2 separate regions of the Homo sapiens genome follow, and region 1 is linked to region 2. The links are chromatin contacts, found by Hi-C or POLR2A ChIA-PET in ENCODE. All regions are on one chromosome and are shown on one strand. Each heading gives the region's core, a stretch centred on a gene start or an enhancer-like site at or near the end of the contact. The rest is flanking DNA. Distances are from core to core; before and after follow the strand shown. Region 1 overlaps LARGE1 (LARGE xylosyl- and glucuronyltransferase 1). Region 2 overlaps LARGE1 (LARGE xylosyl- and glucuronyltransferase 1).

The links. Hi-C counts contacts between places; a loop is a spot of excess contacts on that map. ChIA-PET counts read pairs that join two places held with the same protein, here RNA polymerase II (POLR2A). Pooled maps may share reads with other maps.
Region 1: a loop to region 2 is called in a map of OCI-LY7, with 8 times the contacts of the local background. The contact joins two enhancer-like sites. A Hi-C loop is called at or near these places in 1 of 168 maps with a recorded cell type or tissue (OCI-LY7), 14 of 37 single-sample maps with no recorded cell type and 7 of 50 pooled maps. POLR2A ChIA-PET finds 5 or more read pairs at or near these places in 1 of 52 experiments (activated B cell).

The regions. Positions count from the first base shown.
Region 1 is chr22:33,270,227-33,272,926 of GRCh38, reverse strand. It overlaps LARGE1 (LARGE xylosyl- and glucuronyltransferase 1), which reads left to right. Exons shown (of 15, transcript NM_133642.5): 15 at 1-418. Among named protein-coding and RNA genes, the nearest start is that of LARGE1-AS2, 110 kb to the right of the region's middle. Within about 2 kb of position 1,431, at least 9 of the 41 ENCODE cell types and tissues checked have a DNase peak (open chromatin) inside an H3K27ac peak, as active enhancers do; they include OCI-LY7, where a contact is called at or near this core.
Region 2 is chr22:33,567,332-33,570,031 of GRCh38, reverse strand. The region is part of intron 5 of LARGE1 (LARGE xylosyl- and glucuronyltransferase 1); the gene reads left to right. Among named protein-coding and RNA genes, the nearest start is that of MIR4764, 130 kb to the right of the region's middle. RefSeq lists a silencer at 95-389. Within about 2 kb of position 1,356, at least 4 of the 41 ENCODE cell types and tissues checked have a DNase peak (open chromatin) inside an H3K27ac peak, as active enhancers do; they include OCI-LY7, where a contact is called at or near this core.

The sequences.
Region 1 (2,700 bases), core at 182-2,681, 300 kb after region 2:
TGAAGTTAGATCCCACTCTGTCTCTAACTCAAACCATCTTCAAGTTTTCCATTCCGCATCTTTCTCAACACTGGAGCCAGATGTTGTCTTCTACCAGATGTGGGCTAGGAGGGTAAATCCTGGTAATCAATTGTAAAGGGAACATCCCATCCTTGGGCCTGGTAGTCATGTGGGACCCTATAGCAATCCGGTTTGTGAGATCACTCACGATGTTACATGCTCAAGTGGATGTTACACGGAAATTTATACAAGAATTAGGAAAATTACCATTAGGACTAATTTTTGCATAGATCTAGCTAGGCTTATGTATGTATGTAAATATATATGTAGACAGAGCATACAAGTATATAGCCTATATACAAAGCATTTATAAATAAAAAGTGACATATATGTATAAAGCAGAACAAAAATTTTGAAAGTACATGTCAAAGTCCAATTTGTTCAGTGGTGTGCCAGGCCAGCTTCTACATGCTCACAAGGCCTTTTTGGGCATATTTCCAGTTTCCACGTTCAGTGATTCCTCTGTCCCCATCCCCAAGAGCTAGTTGTTAAATATTTACCAGCAGCATATCATTGACTTTCTCTCTCCCCTGTGTACACACAAGCACACACAGACAGATACACAGATACAGAGGCACTCACTAATTTCTCCTCCTTCCCTAGAGAGGACCACTGTTAGGAGATGTACACATACCGATACAGGTTTTGAATTAATCATTACCAGCTACTTGAGCCAAGTGAAAACCTGATGGTAGCACTGGTTCCTCAATGTTAAAAATCCATTTTTAATTCCCTAAAGCCTTTTTATTTTTAAAATTTTGCTTGGCCCCTGACTCATGCCCAGCCACCTTGCTTTCACTTGCATTTTTATGGGCGTAGCTGGTGACCATGTAATTTGTCATCTAAATCGGGTCACTTCTGAGAATGAAAGGTGCTAATTATTTTTACACAATAGGCATAAACTAGAAGATGATGTACCTTCACGTACAGTGAATTTATTAAGGCCAGAAACTGATACTTCACACCAACAGGAGAAAATCCTATTTCCCCAAAGACAGGTGCCTTACACTGTAAGCCAATCTCACTGAAGGCTGGAGCTCAGACATTGGCGGATGCCCAACTTCAACAGAGAGGCTGCCAACCCAATGGAGGCTGAGGTCCGCAGAGCCAGCAGCCTGCATTCCCAGAACTTACACTGGGAGCAGCAGTTCACTGCCAGCCCCAGCTTATGTGTGGGGAGCTGTAGCCATTTGGGCAGAGGTAATTGCAAAAGATGTTGATTTCTTTGCATCAATTCCCTGGGGGGTAAAACAGGCCTTTAAATGTGTCACACAGATGTTTTCATGCTTAAATAAGCCAATACTAATCTTGGCTTTCAGTTGAGAGGAAGGACAAGGTTCCCTCATTTGGTCCCCTTAACAGTCAGTGTGGAGGGGAACTGAGATGTTTTCAGTAACCACTATGTGCAGAAGCCTTTGGCAGGCATGAGTTCACCGAACCCTTGGAGCAAAACTGCAAAGTGGATATTAACATTTCTACTTGGGGAACCTGAATGCATTCTGTGTAATTAAGTAACTCCTCCAAATTCACATGGTTAATATATGGCAGACCTAGAATTTAAATCAAATCCTACTTCTTTGAATCCAAAGGCACATAACCTGCAATGCTACTTCCTTTCCCAATAAGAAGGAAACAGATATGAAACAGTGACAGACAAGAGAATTTGAACCTATGTAGGAAGATTCTTGGATTTCTAGTCTTCTTCCTTCAACATCCATCCAATAACACACACAGTCCAGACAGCAATCTCCTAAAATATGCCAAATCTTGCTATGCTCATGGACTTCCTGAAAATTAATTTGAAATAGACCTGGGTGATCTATAATCATATTCAGACAGCTGGGTTCCACTCTAGGGGATAGTAATTGATTCTCTGAATGCTTCTCCTGGGTTGTTTCTTAGATTACATGGCTCAGGTAGAGACACTAAGTTTTAAGCTCTCCCTTGTACCCTGACTTAGCATGCTGCTTCAGAGTGATCTCTCTGAATGTGTTGAGCTGATTTACAGAGCACATATTTGCTGAGTTGACTAATAGCCTCTTTGTGCCCCATCATGAAAGGACAGACCCTACTTTAATTCTGTTCCTTTCAAAGACTCTACTGTCTTTGAGTTAAGGCTTCATTTGTGGTCACCAGGCCTTTAGGGAGCTCTGTGTTAGTGAAAGAAATGTGATTCAAATCCCCTCTCAGACACAGCTCCTTCACACTCTTGGTAGAGATAATAAGAACTACCCTTTATTGAACCAAGACTTCTATGGTAGTTGGCAATGATGGATCCTCACAGCTATGTTATAAAATAAGGGAGGTATTATTATCCCCATTATTTAGCTAATAAAACTAGCTCCCAGAGAAATTAATGTGACTTGCCCAAGACCACACAGGCTGCTAATGGAATGCCAGAATTTGAACCAAAATCTGGCTGGCTTCAAAAACCCCTGTCTTTCCACTAAAATGTGCTACTGCCTTCCCATACAATACTGAAATCAGCTTAGCTGCGAGGCTTGTACAGTCGTATCTTCATGTACTTCATATACTTCGTTTTCCTCATTTTTTTTAACCCTAAGGGTTTATTATTCAGCTTAGTGCCATTCAAGTTTATGAAATGTCACTTATCTGCCATATGCATTCTAAGAGGTTTCA
Region 2 (2,700 bases), core at 107-2,606:
TCTTCTGTTGTTCTGTCCTGACCCTGGATTTTAGCAATCATGAACACTTCTGCTCCTAGGTGAGGAAAATATCAGAGAAAAATGAACTCAGGCCTGGCTGACTCCGTAGTCATGCACATTCATCAAACAGTTTTTGAATAATTACTGTGTTGTTACCACAGTCAAAAAGACATCGTCCCTGCCTCAAGGAGTTTCAGTCAAGTGCAGGAGAGGGGCATGGAAAATTGAACCCAGCAGGATAACATGCTGTGCTGGAGGAAGGGAAACAGCTTGCTTCTTGCTTTGGGAGCCCCTAATCCAGCCTGGGGCTGTGGGGGTGGGGGTGGCTGGAAGGCAGTGATTTCTAAGTTGAGACTTGAAAGAGGGGGAGAATGTGGATGGAGGTGGGGGAAGAGTGCTAGATATCATGCCGTCTCTAAGAGGGTGAGCTATTTGTAATAAATGTACCTGCTTCTTACCACTTGTTCTTTCCCCACCACCAAATTTCTTAATTTTCCACCTTTTCCTGGGGCTTTCTTTCTGAATACAAACTCATCCCATTGCCTCCTTTACAACTAATTGAACACTTGGACTTAATTGATTATGTATTAAGTTGGGGACTTGGAGTGACATTCAGGACTGGGCTCATGTTGAGATTAATTTATTCCTGTAGTCTTCCTGTTTTGCAGTGTAACTGAGTGCCTCACATGTGTGTTAAAAATAAAACGGAGAGTCAGGGCAATCTAATTAGACAGCTTAACCCATCACTCTCGTGTTCAGTCTTCACCCAGCTCTCCTGCTTTGATGGTAACCAAAATAGATGAATAAGTTAATCAAAGGTCTGATTAAATAGCACAGCTCTGCAGCATGGACTAATGATTGCCAAGCCTCAGTTCAGGCAGATTGCTAGAGGAGAGAGGAAGCTGAGCTGAGCTCCAAAGGCCAGGGCTTTCATGAGGAAGATGTTTATAAAGCACATGGGAGGGAATTCCTCACTGAGTCCTCGGATCTTAACGGTGATGGCTCACTCTAAAGGAAGGATAATGTAGTTTGGGGAAAGAACACAAACCTTCTCCTGGCAAATTCTGACTCTTAGAGCTTTGCATCTTGCTGGCTGTGGGATTGTAGACAAATCGCCCGCCTTCCTATGCCTGCCTGCCATCCATCATCCATCCATCCATCCATCCATCCATGCATTCATCCATCCATCCATCCATCTGTTCCAGATATGTGTTTTGTACCTATTATATACAAGGCATTGTGCTTATTTTTTTTTTTTTTTTTTTGAGACTGAGTTTCGCTTTTGTTGCCCAGGCTGGAGTGCAATGGTGCGATCTCTGCTCACCGCAACTTCCGCTTCCTAGGTTCAAGTGATTCTCCTGCCTCAGCCTCCCGAGTAGCTGGGATTACAGACATGCACCACCACACCCGGCTAATTTTGTATTTTTAGTAGAGATGGCATTTCTCCCTGTTGTTCAGGCTGGTCTCGAACTCCCAACCTCAGGGGATCCGCCCACCTCAGCCTCCTAAAGTTCTGGGATTACAGGCGTGAGCCACTGCGCCCAGCCAGGGCATTGTGCTTTGATTTTGTTGTTGTTCATTTAATTTGCCCTTGTGTTAACTGTATGACTCGGTTGTGTGAGGTTTTTCCTTCTAGGTCCTCTCTTGCCGTAACCCTCACTTTATGCTCCATGAGGCTGATGCATAAAGCATCTCTAGTCTCGCTTTCGCTCTGGTTTCCGTTAGGGTTGACTGGAGGGCTGCCCTCCCGGGAGACTGGTGGGCAGGAGGGAAGTGAGGTTGAGATGTTTTTTCCTGTTCTGGCTTATGCGTTGCCACAGGTAGGCTGTGTCCCTCTGCTGAAGGTCACTGCCTCAGCCAGGTGGCCTTACTCAAACAGCAATTCTCTCTGGATTCCAGCATCTGCTGGCCTGGGCCCTTTTGGCCTTGGGGTGGTAATGGCCCCAAGTACTCTTCCCCTCCTCAAGTAACTGCACGGTTCTTGTTACTGCCCCTAATTCTGCATATACTTAGATTAAATAGTCCTTTTATTAAATCTTCCTTAGATTCCCCAGGAGAGTGTGCTGTTTCCACCCACACACTGCCTGATAGGATGAAGTAAGTGTAGCAACATGGATGGAGCTGGAGGCCATTATCCTAAGTGAACTAACTCAGAAGCAGAAAATCAAATATCACATGTTCTCACTTACAGATGGAAGCTAAACAACGGGCATACCTGGATACAAAGCTGGAAATAATAGACACTGGGGTCTCCAAAAGAGGGGAGGGTGAGAGCTGTGTGAGGGGTGAGAAATTGCCTGCTGGATACAGTGTTCAACATTCAGGTGACAGGTATACTGGAAGTCCAGTCTCCACCATTACACAGTGTACCCATGTAACAAAAATGCGTGTGTACCCCCAGAATCTAAAATTAAAAATTTTTTAAAAAAGAAATCATGACCTTTATAAATAGCAGAAACTCAGAAAAGCTGAGCAAACCTGTCCAAGGTGACATGGCGATTAAGTGATGATACTAGAATCTAAATCCAGGCATGCCTGAATCTACCACCCAGGGTGTTTTGCTCTCCTGCATACATCCCACAGACCCTTACCTTCATCTGGAAGCACCAAAAGAGGCACTGATAGCTAAATACATGGAATAAGATAGAGGGATCAGGAAGAAGGGCGGGAGCTTATTACTGAGTATATTTTGTGTACCAC